2 separate regions of the Homo sapiens genome follow, and region 1 is linked to region 2. Evidence: read pairs that join two places in POLR2A ChIA-PET (ENCODE). Cell type or tissue: B cell. All regions are shown on one strand.

Evidence for each region. ChIA-PET counts read pairs that join two places held together with the same protein. Peaks named below come from ENCODE experiments on the same cell type or tissue, not always from the same donor. Only the 100,000 strongest peaks of a DNase experiment are listed, where the experiment ranks them.
Region 1: POLR2A ChIA-PET joins it to region 2 with 10 read pairs; 4 of 35 experiments call an interaction of 5 or more read pairs at or near these places.

The regions. Positions count from the first base shown.
Region 1 is chr16:11,826,662-11,834,661 of GRCh38, reverse strand. RSL1D1 (ribosomal L1 domain containing 1) reads left to right here. Exons shown (of 9, transcript NM_015659.3): 9 at 1-812. BCAR4 (breast cancer anti-estrogen resistance 4) reads left to right here and starts at 5,830. Exons shown (of 3, transcript NR_131222.1): 1 at 5,830-5,963. In B cell, no CTCF peak of the experiment used is centred here; no DNase peak of the experiment used is centred here.
Region 2 is chr16:12,046,286-12,054,285 of GRCh38, reverse strand. It overlaps SNX29 (sorting nexin 29), which reads right to left. Exons shown (of 21, transcript NM_032167.5): 6 at 7,832-7,902; 7 at 5,666-5,914; 8 at 2,064-2,439. Among named protein-coding and RNA genes, the nearest start is that of SNX29, 74 kb to the right of the region's middle. In B cell, no CTCF peak of the experiment used is centred here; no DNase peak of the experiment used is centred here; H3K27ac peaks cover 623 bases.

The DNA.
Region 1 (8,000 bases), 220 kb after region 2:
TTTATGGGAAGATGGTTGGATAGACTTGTTTCACTTAAAGGTCTGGTTTGTGTAGGACAAACCCACATATGTAATCGTGCCAGTCTGTTCTCTGCATGACATAATTTTCCAGCAATAGCTGTGTGGTTTTTGTAATCCTATCATCTAGTCAGTTCAAGATCTTGCAACACTGTGTGATTCTTTGCTCCGTAGTTCAGTCTTGTTGAACATGACACAGGTGTTTACTTTCCTGTTCTTGCATCTAGTTTCATTCTAATAATGTTCTCTGTTGAAAAAGCTGGCTTCAATTTATTGAGCAAGATGCTGGTGTTATCATCTAACATAAAACCTATCTTATAATAAAGTGTTGACACATGTAATGAGTACTGTACTGAAAAATGGTGGTATGTATATGGTTTGTACTGATTATGTATCGCTTTTATACCATCAAAAAGTTGAAAAATCATAAAGTTGAATCATCCTAAAATGGGTACATTCTGTACTATGTTTCCAAGGCTTCAGAAGTGTTGCATACACATTCCTAGCCAGCTGATAGTGCTAGGAGCCAACAGTAGTCTCCCCCGGGGGCCAAGAGGAGGGCGAAATCTCTACTATGGTATATGATGTTCTCGTGGGCCAAGTATGAGGGTGATATTTCATTGTTGGCACTGGGTTTCTGGAATCCATCCTCTTCACCAGGGAGATTTAATGAACCAAATGAGATCTGATGGGAGAAATTTGAGTGTAACGTTTTTGTTCTGAAGGAAGTAATTGAGTTTTAGTTCATTTGTTTTTTAGGAATCGTAATAATTAAAATTTCATTTTAAATGCCATGAATGTATTTAAGTCAATCCAACTGTATAATAAACACCACATTGTGGCTGGGCACGGTGGCTCACGCCTGTAATCCCAGCAATTTGGGAGGCTGAAGTGGGCAGATCACCTGAGGTTGGGAGTTCAAAACCAGCCTGCCCAACATGGCAAAACCTTGTCTCTACTAAAAATACAAAAATTAGCCGATACGGTAGTGGACATCTGTAATCCCAGCTACTCAAGAGGCTGAGGCAGGATCCGTCTCAAAAAAAAAAAAAAAAAGTCCAGGCGTGGTGGCTTACACCTGTAATCCCAGCACTTTGAGAAGCCAAGGCAGGTGGATCACGAGGTCAGGAGATCGAGACCATCCTGGCTCGATCTGTACTAAAGATACAAAAAATTAGCTGGGCGTGGCGGCATGTGCCTGTAGTCCCAGCTATTCGGGAGGCTGAGGCAGAAGAATGGTGAGAACCTGGGAGGTGGAGCTTGCAGTGAGCCGAGATCACGCCACTGCACTCCACCCTGGGCGACAGAGCGAGACTCCGTCTCAAAAAATTATATATATAATCACATTGTATTTCAGTCTCCTTGAGAAATACTAAAATGAGGGTACCAAGAAGTTGCTCTACTTTCCGTATACGGGTGTTTAAGAGCCAGGAAATCTTCCCATTTAGTTAAATATTTGAAAGTTCTGCACTCCCTACATTTTATTTTCTGAAATTGTTGCAGTATTTCTTGCCTACAGATAGTATTAATATTCAAAAACCAAGATTCCCAATTTGGACTTTATGAGCCATGAGAAACCTTCATCAATCCTTGAATCCTAAGGAAATTAGTGCAACTGATCAAAGACCATGAATAAAATTTGGTTATGGGGATTATTATTTCAGGATAGTGGTCCTGGAGAGAAAAAATGGCAAATTATTTAGGTGGTTCTACTTAACCCCAGATTATAACATAGCAGTCCAACACTTAAAATGATTAATATCTCCTGTTATATAACTCTGCTGGGTCATTTTCTTATTTTCTTTTTTTTCTTTTCTTTTCTTTTTTTTTTTTTTTTGAGATGGAGTCTTGCTCTTGTCACCCAGGCTGGAGTACAATGGTGCAATCTCAGCTCACTGCAACCTCCGCCTCCTGGGTTGAAGCGATTCTCGTTCCTCAGCCTCCTGAGTAGTTGGGATTACAGGCGCACACCACCACGCCCGGCTAATTTTTGTATTTTTAGTAGAGACGGGGTTTCACCATGTTAGTCAGACTTGTCTAGAACTTCTGACCTCAGGCGATCCGCCCGCCTCAGCCTCCCATAGTGCTGGGATTACAGGCGTGAGCCACAACATCTGACCAGTTGCTACACTTTTAAACTTAGATTGTGCATTTTGGGGGACGTGGTGATGGAAATAATGGGAAGGCTGGCAAATCTCCTACAAGCCGCCCCTTTTCTACTGAATGGAGCAATGGGCCTCAGAAACAGAAATGAAAGAACGTGGCTGGAAGTGGTGGCTGACGCCTGTAATCCCAATATTTAGGGAGGCAGAGGTGGGGAGATGAGGAGTTCGAGACCAGCCTGGCCAACATGGCGAAACCCCATGTCTACTGAAAACACAAGAATTAGCCAGGCCTGGTTGTGCACGCCTGTAGTCCCAGCTACTCAGGAGGCTGAGGCAGGAGAATCGCTTGTGTCTGGGAGGCGGAGGTTGCAGTGAGCCAAGATCGCACCACTGAACGGCAGCCTGGACAACACAGCAAGACTCCATCTCAAAAAAAAAAAAAATGATAAAATGTAACTAACTGTACCCAGCAAAACAAGGACCATTCAAGCAGACCTTAAGAGCTCCTGCTGGGCATGGTGGCTTATGCCTGTAATCCCCACACTTCGGGAACTCGAGGCAGGAAGATCACTTGAGCACAAAAGTTTGGGAACAGCCTAGGCAACATAGCCGGCCCTTGTCTCTACAAATAACTAAAATACTGGCCGGGTGATCAGTCACAGTGGGTCACCCCTGTACTCCCAGCACTTTGAGAGGCCAAGGTGGGCAGATCACTTGAGGTCAGGAGTTCGAGATCAGCCTGACTAATATGGTGAAACCCCATCTCTACTAAAAATACAAAAATTTGCCAGGCATAGTGGTGTGTGCCTGTAATCCCAGCTACTTGAGAGGCTGACGCAGGAGAATCGCTTGAACCCAGAAGGCAGAGGTTGCAGTGAGCCGAGATCGCGCCACTGCACTCCAGCCTGGGCTGGGCGACAGAGTGAGACTCCGTCTCAAAAAAAAAAAAAAAAAAAGAAAAGAAAAAAAAAAGAAAGGATCACATTGTATTTCAGTCTCCTTGAAAATACGAAAATGAGGGTACCAAGAAGTTGCTAAGTGTCATCCTATTCGTAACACCTGGCCAAAAAACCCTTGCTCTATTTTCCATATATGGGTGTTTAAGAGCAAAGAATTCTTGCCATTTAGTTAAATATTTGAAAGTTCTGCACTCCCTACATTTTTTTTTCTGAAATTGTTACGATTTTTCTTGCCTACAGATAGTATTAATATTCAAATACCAAGATTCCCAATTTGGACTTTATGAGCCACGAGAAACCTTCATCAATCCTTGGATCCTAAGGAAATTAGTGCAACTGATCGAAGACCATGAATAAAATTTTGGTTATAGGGATCATTTCAGTATAGTGGTCCTGGAGAGAAAAAATGGCAAATTATTTAGGTGGCTCTACTTAACCCCAGATTATAACACTGCAGTCCAGCACTTAAAATGATTAGTATCGGCTGGGCGCGGTGGCTCACACCTGTAATCCCAGCACTTTGGGAGGCCAAGGCAGGTGGATCACGAGGTCAGGAGTTCGAGACCATCGTGGCCAATATGGTGAAACCCCATAAAAACACAAAAATTAGCCAGGTGTGGTGGCACGCGCCTGTTGTCCCAGCTACTCAGGAGGCTGAGGCAGAAGAATTGCTTGAACACAGGAGGCGGAGGTTGCAGTGAGCCGAGATCGTGCCACTGCACTCCAGCCTGGGTGACAGAGCCAGACTCCATCTGAAAAAAAAAAAGGAAAGAAAAATAAATAAAAGATTAGTATCACCTGCTTATATAACTCAGCTGGGTCATTTTCTTTTTTCTTTTTCTATTTTTTTTTTTTTGAGACGGAGTCTTGCTCTTGTCAACCATGCTGGAGTACAATGGTGAGATCTCAGCTCACTGCAACCTCCGCCTCCTGGGTTCAAGCAATTCTCATGCCTCAGCCTCCTGAGTAGCTGGGATTATAGGTGCACACTACCACGCCCGGCTAATTTTTATATTTTTAGTAGAGACGGGGTTTCACCATGTTGGCCAGGCTTGTCTAGAACTCCTGACCTCAGGCGATCCGCCTGCCTCAGCCTCCCACAGTGCTGGGATTACAGGCGTAAACCACCACACCTGACCAGTTGCTATGCTTTTAAACTTAGGTTGTGCATTTTGGGGGATGTGGTGATGGAAATCATGGGAAGGTTGGCAAATCCTCTCCAAGCCACCCCTTTTCTACTGAATGGAGCAATGGACCTCAGAAACAGAAATGAAAGAAAGTGGCTGGACGTGGTGGCTGACGCCTGTAATGCCAGTACTTAGGGAGGCAGAAGTGGGGAGATCACCTGAGGTCAGGAGTTCGAGACTCAGCCTGATTAGCCGGGCGTGGTGGCTCACGCCTGTAATCCCAGCACTTTGGGAGGCCAAGGCAGGCAAATCAACTGACGTCAGGAGTTCGCGACCAGCCTGACCAACACGGAGAAACCCTGTCTCTACTAAAAATACAAAATAAGCCGGATGTGGTGATGCATGCCTCTAATCTCAGCTACTTGGGAGGCTGAGGCAGGAGAATTGCTTGAACCTGGGAGGCGGAGGTTGCGGTGAGCCAAGATCACGCCATTGCACTCCATCTCGGGCAACAAGAGCGAAACTCTGTCTCAAAAAAAAAAAAAAAAAAATTAGCTGGGCGTGGTGGTGCACACTTGTAGCCCCAGCTATTTTGGGAGCCTGAGACGAGAATCGCTTGAACCCAGGAGGCGGAGGTTGCAGTGAGCCGAGAAGGTGCCACTGCACTCCAGCCTGGGCGATAGAGGGAGATTCCATGTAAAAAAAAAAAAAAAAAAAAAGTATCTCATTATGTTGTCCAGTTTGAACTCCTGGCCTCTAGTGATCCTCCCACCTCAGCCTGCCAAAGTGCTGGGATTATAGGCATGAGCTACTGTGCCTGGCCAGTGCTTATTTTTTCTCTCCAAAATGGGATTAGTATCACAAAATATTTTCATGCCTTCTGCACCCTTTAGTCTGTAAATAAAACCTGTAAATAATAATAATACATATAGTTCCACTTCCAAGCATAAGCACAGTTAATATTTAATATCTTGATTTTTTTACAGTATTTTTTCCTGTGCTTATTTTTCTTTTCTTTCTTTCTTTTTTTTTTTTTTTTTGAAACAGAGTCTCGCTTGGTCGCCCAGGCTGGAGTGCAGTGGCGCGATCTCAGCTCTCAGCTCTCTGCAAGCTCCGCCTCCTGGGTTCACGCCATTCGCCTGCCTCAGCCTCCCGAGTAGCTGGGACTACAGGCGCCCACCACCATGACCGGATAATTTTTTGTATTTTTAGTAGAGCTGGGGTTTCACCGTGTTAGCCAGGATGGTCTCGATCTCCTGACCTTGTGATCCACCCGCCTCGGCCTCCCGAAGTGCTGGGATTACAGGCGTGAGCCACCGCGCCCGGCTCCTGTGCTTATTTTTCTCCCTTTGTTTCCTTCTGGTCTATATTTTCCAAGATTCCTTCAATGATATGATTTTGTAGTGAACAAATGCCAGCCCTCCTTCAACTCATCCCTCTGAAATGTCTATTATTGAGAGCATGATAAAAATATTTAAAGATTTCTGGTGGGGGCAGGTGGTATTTCTGAAAAATGCACACTCCTGGTCCTGCTGCAGACCTGCTTAACTGGAATTACTGTATACATGCGGGACTTAGGAATCTGTGTTTTGACCAAGAGGCCAGGTGATTCTTCTGCTCAGTTAGTGCTGGGAAACAGTGCTAAGAAGGATACAGTGGCTAGAAGTCGTCCTGTCGTCCTGCCTCACAGTAACATCGTTACCGAATTCTCAGCAGGTGAACCAAATGAAATGGTCAACTGAAAGCCAACCAGGGTAAAACAGATCTTTTATTTCTTGTTGTTGTTATTATTATTTTTTTTTATGTGGGGACATTCAAGTGAACTGCTATATGCATTTGCCCCCAGTCTCTCCTTGTGAGAAGTGAATTTCTTCAACGTTTATAGAACTGAGGTATTACATTATTGGATGAATTAAGAAAACAATCTAACCTGATGTGTGAAAATTTCTGCTTGTGAGAATCCGTGTTATTTCAATTATCCAATCAAGAGCCTAATTCGTATAAAAGAAACACAGCAGCTTGTTGCTCATCTTTTTATCTAAGGACGGTTTGTCTTGACAGAGGGTGTCTGGCTGTTTTGGGGAAACTATTCCTGACCTTATTTTGACTAAAAAGTTGCCTGCTGTACCAGGTGAGAGAAGCTATCATTTCTTTTATAAAACTTTTAGCTTGCTTTTTGTTAAGTGTGTTTGAAAGTCACTTAAAAGACTGACTTAAATATGAATATTGTTAGTCGGGCTGTATATTTTTTTTATATTAAGTTATGATTTATATTTCTTCAGAGATCTAGTCTCTTGTTGATCTCCCTTGACTATTTTTCTGTTAGGCTGTTGGATTTCTCTTTTTTTCTTTCTTTTTATTTTCTTTTTCTTTTTTTTTTTTTTTTTGAGACAGGGTCTCTGTTGCTCAGGCTGAAGTGCAGTGGCATAATCTCAGCTGACTGCCTCCTGAGTAGCTGGGATTACAGGCATGTGCCACCATGCTCTGCTAATTTTTGTATTTTTATTGGAGACGGGATTTCACCATGTTGGCCAGCCTGGTTTTGAACTCTTGACCTCAAGTGATCTACCCTCCTTGGCCTCCCAAAGTGTTAGCATTACAGACGTGAGCTATTGTGCTTGGCTTTTAAAAAATTTTTAGACTTTTAGTAGAGACAGGGGTCTCACTAAGTTGCCCAGGCTGATCTCTTTTTTTTTTTTTTTTTTTTTTGAGACAGAGTCTCACTCTGTCGCCCAGGCTGGAGTGCAGTGGTAGGATCTCGGCTCACTGCAAGCTCCGCCTCCCGGGTTCACGCCATTCTCCTGCCTCAGCCTCCCGAGTAGCTGGGACTACAGGTGCCTGCCACCACGCCCAGCTAATTTTTTGTATTTTTAGTAGAGACGGGGTTTCACCCTGTTAGCCAGGATGGTCTCGATCTCCTGACCTTGTGATCCGCCCGCCTCGGCCTCCCAAAATGCGGGGGTTATAGGTGTAAGCTACTGTGCCTGGCCCTAAACTGGTTCTTGAAAAAGGTGGCAGATCAATACGCCCCTGCAAAGCAGGGGGAAAAAACAAACATTTGCTATTTAATAACCTAGGCAGGAAAGATAAGCTAAAAAAAATCAAAGAGAATTATTCCTATTTCATACCAACATTCTCTTTTTTTTTTTTTTTGAGACGGAGTCTCACTCTGTCGCCCAGGCTGGAGTGCAGTGGCGCGATCTCAGCTCACTGCAAGCTCCGCCTCCCGGGTTCACGCCATTCTCCTGCCTCAGCCTCCCGACTAGCTGGGATTACAGGCGCCCGCCACCACCCCAGGCTAATTTTTTTGTATTTTTACTAGAGACGGAGTTTCACCGTGTTAGCCAGGATGGTCTCGATCTCCTGACCTCGTGATCCGCCCGCCTCAGCCTCCCAAAGTGCTGGGATTACAGGCGTGAGCCACCGCGCCCGGCCCATACAACATTCTTAAGTCTAGATAATGGGAACTAATAAGTTCCCAAAACTGAATGAAGAGACAAAAACCTAAAAACTGGAAGAGAAAAGACAGTGAGATTTCACTTAATATTGTGGGCCAGGTGCGCTGGCTCACATCTATAGTCCTAGCACTTTGGACGGCTGATGTGGGTGGATCCCCTGAGCTCAGACCAGCCTGGGTAACGTGGCAAACCCCGTGTGTACTAAAAATACAAAAATTAGCTGGGCAAGGTGGCTTAGTCTCAGTCACTCTGGAGGCTGAGGGAGGAGGATCACTTGAGTGTGGAAGGCGGAGGTTGCAGTGGGCCGAGACCACGCCAATGCACTGCCAGCCT
Region 2 (8,000 bases):
TGAAAAACATTTGACAGAATAGCTGGGCACAGTGGCTCATGCCTGTAATCCCAGCACTTTGGGAGGCCAAGGCGGGCAGATCACGAGATCAGGAGTTTGAGACCATCCCGGCTAACAGGGTGAAACCCTGTCTCTACTAAAAATACAAAAATTAGCCGGGCGTGGTGGCGGACGCTTGCAGTCCCAGCTACTCGGGAGGCTGAGGCAGGAGAATGGCATGAACCCGGGAGGCGGAGTTTGCAGTGAGCCGAGATCACGCCACTGCACCCCAGCCTGGGCGACAGAGCAAGACTCTGTCTCAAAAAAAAAAAACAAAAACTGACAATATAAGCTTTGGATTACAGCATACCTGAATCCAAATCTCAATTTAGCCAATGGCTTTCACAAATCTTGCCTCCCTATGGAATCCTGTTCTTCTGTCTGTAAAATGGAGGTGATACCCATGAACCTCATAGGGCTGCTAGACGTCTTACAATATAGGGTATAAATCATCTGCAGCACCTGGCATATCTCAGATGATCAATAAGGTAACACTACTAGTACAAGCATCCATGCAGATGAGGACTAGAGTAAAAATAAAAAACAATAATAGGCACAGTCTCATCAGAAAAAAAAAAAAAACCCTAATATTGTAACAACATGAAAACAAAAATCTTAGGGCTAAGGGTATACTGCAGCCTAAACAATACCATAAGATTTAGGTCAGATAGAAAGATACATTTCTGTATATTCATTTTATACTTTTTATTTTTTTGTAGAGACAGAGTCTTGCTGTGTTGCCCAGGCTGGTATCAAACTCCTGGCCTTAAGGAATCCTCCCAACTCAGCCTCCCAAAGTGCCGGGATTACAGGCATGAACCACTGCACCTGGCCTCATTTTACACTTTAATGGACTGGATTTTGCAGTAGTCATGATTAGGAGGGCACTGCGCACCACAAAGCCTAAGAGGTAACTAGCTTATTTGGGGTATTTGGGGGACTTTTTTTTTTTTTTTTTTTTTGAGAAGGACCTTCTCTCTTGTTGCCCAGGCTGGAGTGCAATGGCATCATCTTGGCTCCGCCTCTCATATTCAAGCGATTCTCCTGCCTCAGCATCCCAAGTATCTGGAGTTACAGGCATGCACCACCATGCCTGGCTAATTTTGTATTTTTTTATACGTAGAGAAGGGGTTTCACCATGTTGGTCAGGCTGGTCTAGAACTCCTGACCTCAGGTGATCCACCCACCTTGGTGTCCCAAAGTGCTGGGATTACAGGTGTGAGCCACTGCGCCTGGCCAACTCCACTGTTAAGGCAGCAGGTGCAGGCAAGTTACGGCTATTCACACCCCTGCAGATAAACACAGAAGTCACCATACCACAACTATTCTCCTAACGCTGCCTTCGTCCTGAGCTTCCTGTGCTAGTGGCAAGTCAGATGCAAGGAAAATCCAGAGTAAAAATAAAAAACAATAACAGGCACAGTCTCATCAGACTGTGAAACCCTGTGAACCCTGTGAAATGAAAATGACAGATGTATGTATAAAGCAAGAATTTCAAGGCACACATTCTGACATTAACTTTGTATTAAGTGCCCTCAAATGTACTCCTTTCCCCTCTTTCAGTTCTCAGGGGAAGAGCAAATAATACTCCTTCCAAATAACACTCCTAAATCAACACCTGAAGAATGAATGATACCCTGGGCAAATATAAAGCTTGCAGACCTATTTTACCCAATACCATAGAAAGAGAAAACAGTGAACTTAACCCCCTCATTAAAAGTGCAAGGGAAGGCTGGGCGTGGTGGCTCATGCCTGTAAACCTAGCAATTTGGGAGGCCAAGGCAGGCAGATCACTTGAGGTCAGGAGTTTGAGACCAGCCTGGCCAATATGGTGAAACCCCATCTCTACTAAAAATACAAAAATTAGCTGGGTGTGGTGACAGGTGCCTGTAATCCCAGCTACTCGGGAGGCTGAGGCAGGAGAATAGCTTGAACCCGGGAGGTGGAGGTTGCAGTGAGCTGAGATCACGCCACGGCACTCCAGCCTGGGGGACGGTGAGACTCCACCTTACACACAAACTTACTTCTCGGGCGACTCCGAGTGGCCCCTGTGCTTCCTTCCTGATGAGTTTCCATACACGTCATCTTCGTTTTCATCCACATCTTCATCATCGATGCTTTTCACATCAAGCTTCTGGTACCCAAACTCCCCGTTCAAAGACAGGGAATCAATTTTCCATGAGTTGCTGCTCTGACTTCCATTGGAGTTAGGCCCGAAGGGGCTTTCAAAGGCGGACATGATATTGACAGAGGAGCGGTCGGAGTTGTCCTCTGAGCTCTCCCCTGCCCCAGGTGTCTTTTTAAACACGTCCCCAGAGTTCTGCTCATCTTCCTCATCATCAAATGAGATTATGTTGGTCACTTTCTTTTTCTTCTTCCGCTCCTTTTTGCATTTGGCATCTGGCAAAAAAAAAAAAAAAGATACAGTATAAGAAAAAGGAGGCAAGACAAAAGGATGATGGAACCAACTCACCTCCAGGTTATGGAAAATACTATTCGAGTGAGAAATACACTGTAACATGAATTCAGACTTTTTAAAATCCTCAGTGAAAATCTGTGTACAGAAGATTGAGCAGAATGGACGCAGGCCTCTGCCTCTGATTTAAATAAACACACCACAGAGCACATCTTGAAACTGTTCCTTCTAAGCAGTCACTTTGATGCGAAGGATGCTACCATTACCAAAATGATCTTCAATGCTTCACTTTGGAAAATATTCTCATAGCTGGTAGATGAGACCAGGAGAACCAGCTGGGGGGTGTAGTCAAGGGTTGAGCAGCCTCAAACTCCTGCCATTCCTGTGCAATGCCCCTTTGCAATGGATCTTTGTGGCTCCTCCCAGCCAGAGGTGATGTCTATTTCTGCACCCTCTTGAATCTGGCTGGCGTAGTGCTCTGCTTTTTTTTTTTTTTTTAAGAGTTGGGGCATCTCGCTCTATTGCCCAGGCTGGAGTACAATGGTGCAATCATAGCTCACTGTAACCTCAAATTCCTGGGATCAAACAATCCTCTGCCCTCAGCCTCCTGAGTAGCTGGGACTACAGGTGCATGCCACAACACCCAGCTAATTTTATTATTATTTGTAGAGATGAGGTCTTGCTGTGCTGCCCAGGCTAGTCTCAAAACTCCTGGCCTCAAGCAATACTCCCACCTCAGCCTCCTAAATTGCTGGGATTATAGGCATGAGCCACCATGCCCTGCTTCTACCAAAAGAATGTGGCAGAAAGGGCCGGGCGCGGTGGCTCACGCCTATAATCCCAGCACTTTGGGAGGTCAAGGCGGGTGGATCACCTGAGGTCAGGAGTTCAAGACCAGCCTGGCAAACATGGTGAAACCCCGTCTGTATTAAAAATACAAAAAAAAAAAAAATTAGTTGGGCGTGGTGGCAGGTGCCTGTAATCCCAGCTACTTGGGAGGCTGAGGCAGGAGAATTTCTTGAACACGGGAGGCAGAGGTTGCAGTGAGCCAAGATTGCGCCATTGCACTCCAGTCTGGGTGACAGAGCGAGACTCTTTCTCCAAAAAAAAAAAGTGGCAGAAATAACACTGTGTGAGTTCTAGTAGCTAGGTGTTAAAAGGTCTCAGCTTTGCCTTTGCTTTCCTGGACAGTGGCCCTGACCCCATATATAAAGAAGCCAGTTCAGCCGACTGGAGGATGAGAGGCTATGAGTAGAACCCGAGCTGCCCCAGCACTGATTCCAGACACGTGGATGGGGCCATCTTGGATCTTCCAATCTAACCACCAGCTCCCATGAGTGAGCCGAAAGAGCCCAGCAGAAGAGCCACCATGCCAACCCACACAAAAAAGTAACGAACTGCAGTGGTTTTAAGCCGCTACATTTTTAAATCACTTGTTATATAGCAAATGTTAACTGAAAAAGAAATCAAGCTTGCCTTAGTGACCAGCACTCACAGAAGACACTTTGTGCCCCTATTTTAATCATCACACTTGGATGTAAGACACTTTGAGCCAATTCCAAAAATCCAATCTGTCTAAACCAATGTGTGATGCGGTGAGGCCTCACTGGTATAGCACAACTCTGAGATCACCTCAAAAGCAGAGTTCCAAAAATGGGTGGAACTTCTACTCCTGTGGGTGTAGAAATTTCAGTGTCTGTTACACAAAGCTGTCAACAGCCCTATCTTCTACAAGGTTCGTGCAGGGTCTCTGCTGGAGAAGCACAGGGCAAGACAGACAAGGCCACTGTGTACCAAAGACACCATGGGACTCTACACTTTCACCATGAATAATTCCAAAGGGATGGCCACAGTTACTGCCTTGTTTCAGAGATTTGAGAATACTAAGTACTTAAGCCCAAAATTTCCAATTTCAACCAGGTGCAGTGGCTCACACTTGTAATCCCAGCACTTTGGGAGGCCAAGGCAGGAGGATCACTTGAGGCCAGGAGTTCAAGACCAGCCTGGGCAACATGGCAAGACCCTGTCTCTACATATATACACATACATACTACAACAAAATTTCCAATTTTGCTGTAGTAACATCTTAATGTCCCAAAGGAATCAAAGGGTATTGAAAACTTCTCACCAAATTAATCTTAACTGAATCAACTTTCTTTTTTTATATTTAATTTTTTAATTAAAATTTTTTAAAAACAGGCTGGGCACAGTGGCTCACGCCTGTAATCCTAGCACTTTGAGAGGCCAGGGCGGGCAGATCACCTGAGGTCAGGAGTTCAAGACCAGCCTGGCCAACATGGGGAAACCCTGTCTCTGCTAAAAATACAAAAAGAAACCACGCATGTTGGCACATGCCTATAGTCCCACCTACTCAGAAGGTTGAGGCAGGAGAATTGCTTGAACCCGGGAAGTGGAGGTTGCAGTGAGCTGAGATCATGCCACTGCACTCCAACCCGGGCAATAGAGTGAGACTCTGTCTCAAAAAAAAAAAAAAAAAGTTAAAAAATTGAGACAGGGTCTCACTGCATTGCCCAGGCTGGTCTAGAACCCTTGAACTCAAGCGATCCTCCTGCCTCGGCCTCCCAAAGTGCTAGGATTATAGGCATGAGCCACCACGACCGGCCTGAATCAACTCTTTTGCTTCCCCAGAGCCTAGAGTCAAACCTGACAACTCCTCTCTTTCCTGAGGCCTTAAATGCCATCCCCAGTCAGAGGCAAGACCAATGGCAGATGTTCCCCATAGCAGTCTATGCTTGGCTTTCATCCCTTTTATCCTAAGGATCATAAATTATATATTTTGTCATGAACTACCCACCCACACCCATCCCAAAGGAGACTGCAGGCTACCTGCTGGTAATCTGTCTTTCCTATTCGGCTCACCGCCTAACACACAGAATACGATGAAGGAACAAATAAAGGAATTAATGAATGAGGATCAACGTCATCTGGCTCCCGGTGTCTCTCACACTCTCACTTTCCGTTTGCTATGGTTGAGCTGTTCATTTTTCCACCCGGCAATTCTCGCATCTAGGTAAGGCCGTCAGAGCCCTTTCAGAGTGAATGAGGATGAGAAACAGAAACACAAATGGAAAACGCAAGTGCACTGGACTCCATTCCCCTTGGAATGACTTTCAGATGACAAGATATGTCCACCCCATCCGCCACATTCTGATTCCCTCTGCTCCGCCTCGAGCACCCGTTCCCACTCACCAGCACTGACATTCCTGGACACGACAGGCAAGGGGTCGGTCTCCTGTTCAGGTTTGATGAGGATGGAGACGGCAGAGGAGGCTGTGATCTCCCTGAACAGGCTGCTCACTCCTTGCGTGGACTCCTTCAGCAAGGAGGTCACGTTCTGCGTTGACTCCTTTAAGAGGTCTGAAACGGTGGGAGCAAACTTACTCTGCCCGTTCAAATCCTTGTTGTCGATGTTAATCGCAAAGAGTATGGAGTTCAGACCTGCCCAAAAAAAGGGAAAAGTCTGGAGTGCTTGCTGATGGGCAGTCATACCAGCAACAAGAGAAGACAGCTGCAGACAACAGAGTACAGAAGAGGAGGCACGTTGATCTTAAATAGGTATAAAAATACCTCCCATGCGGACGTTGCAGGGAGCGAAAATCGCGCCACTGCACTCCAGCCTGGGTGACAAAGCAAGACTCTGCCTCAAAAAAAAAAAAAACCTCCCATGAAACTGGGGTCAGCAGACATCCGTTATCATGGGAGTTGAGTCATGCCACGTTCTCTCCCTAACAGCCAGGAAAATGAATATGAATAAGAGGTCAACTGGGAGGAGGTAAAGGCACAAGTTCCGGGATCAGGCTGCCTGGGAGTGAATCCCGGCACTGCCACCTACTAGCTACAAGACCTTGATCCAGGCTGGGCACGGTGGCTCACACCTGTAATCCCGGCACTTTGGAAGGCTGAGACAGGTGGATCACCTGAGGTCAGGAGTTCGAGACCAGCCTGACCAACATGGAGAAACCCCATATCTACTAAAAATACAAAATTAGCCAGGCGTGTTGGTGCATGCCTATAATCCCAGCTACTCGGGAGGCTGCAGCAGGAGAATCGCTTGAACCCAGGAGGCAGAGGTTGTGGTGAGCCAAGATCCTGCCATTGCACTCCAGCCTGGGCAACGAGAGTGAAACTCCGTCTCAAAAAAAAAAAAAAAAAAAAAAAGACCTTGGTCCAGCAACTTAGCATCTCCCTGTACTCCAGTCACCTTATCTGTAAGATGGGGACAATATTATCTTCCTCACAGGATTGTAAGTATTAAAGGCAATCACTCACAAAACACTCAGCTCCATAAACCATCAAATGTGCACTGGTTAACATCATCATCATTACTGTGGACAGAAACTTACACTTGGCATCTTATGATCTACAAAGGAAATTATGGTCAAATTCTTTTTCTCATCAATGGACAGGACTAACAACCCCAGATATTTGAGATTTAGTATAAATTTTCAAGGAAAAACAAAAAGGAGGCAACAAAAAACTTGGAAAGAGGAAGCAAGTTGCCCACTTCAGTCCGGCTGATTCCACCTTTCACACTTTGAGTCAAAGGGCGAACAACGTAACAGTCCACCGACTAACATCAACCCAGGGTCTCTCCATGTTGACTCGTCATGTGTGCGACTCCTGATCTCACATGATTCTCTCACAGCCCCATGAAGATGACTGCTGAGACAGCATGATTCCCACCTCACAGAGAGGAAAGAAAAGGCAGCAAAGCTTACGGCATCTGCCCAGGTCACCAGGTAGCAAGGGGTAAAGCCAGGATTCAAAGGTAGGTCTCCCACCTCCAATTCCCCGCAATGTATATTACATCTCCAAAGCCCAACTAAAAACCTTCAAATCTTCACTTTCTCTGCCAGGGTCTCCCATTCTAGATAAATGGACCCAACACTGTGGTCGGGCACGGTGGCTCACACCTGCAATCCCAATGCTTTGGGAGGCCAAGGCGGGTGGATCACTTGAGCCCAGGATTTCGAGACCGGCCTGACCAACATAGTGAAACTCTATCTCTATTAAAATACAAAAATTAGCTGGTCATGGTGGCAGGCGCCCGTAATCCCAGCTTCTCGGAAGGTTGAGACAGGAAAATGACTTGAACCCAGGAGGCGGAGGTTGCAGTGAGCCGAGGTTGCATCACTGCACTCCAGCCTGGGCAACAGAGTGAGGCTCTCTCTTTAAAGGAATACAAATTAAAAAACCAACATTCAGTCCTAGTAAAAGAAGGACAGCAGCAAGTGACTCATTGAGTTGTTGAGGGACAGAAGAATCACAACACTCCATGGCGCTGTGGAACTGCCCCAAGGCAGCCCCTCTGCCAAGTGTCACAAGGCCCTGCACCCTGGTCTGGGCCAGGCTTACCTGCTGCCATGGTAGGAAGCATACTGGACCTTTCTTCATCCATCACAAAAGACCAGTCTTCATAAAAAGTGCTGCAGATTGAAAGAGAAAAGGAAATCGTTCTTAGCAGTGGTTCTCTGTGTCCATTAACCAGGAAATTCCATTAGACGGCTCCCTGGAAGATCTGCAC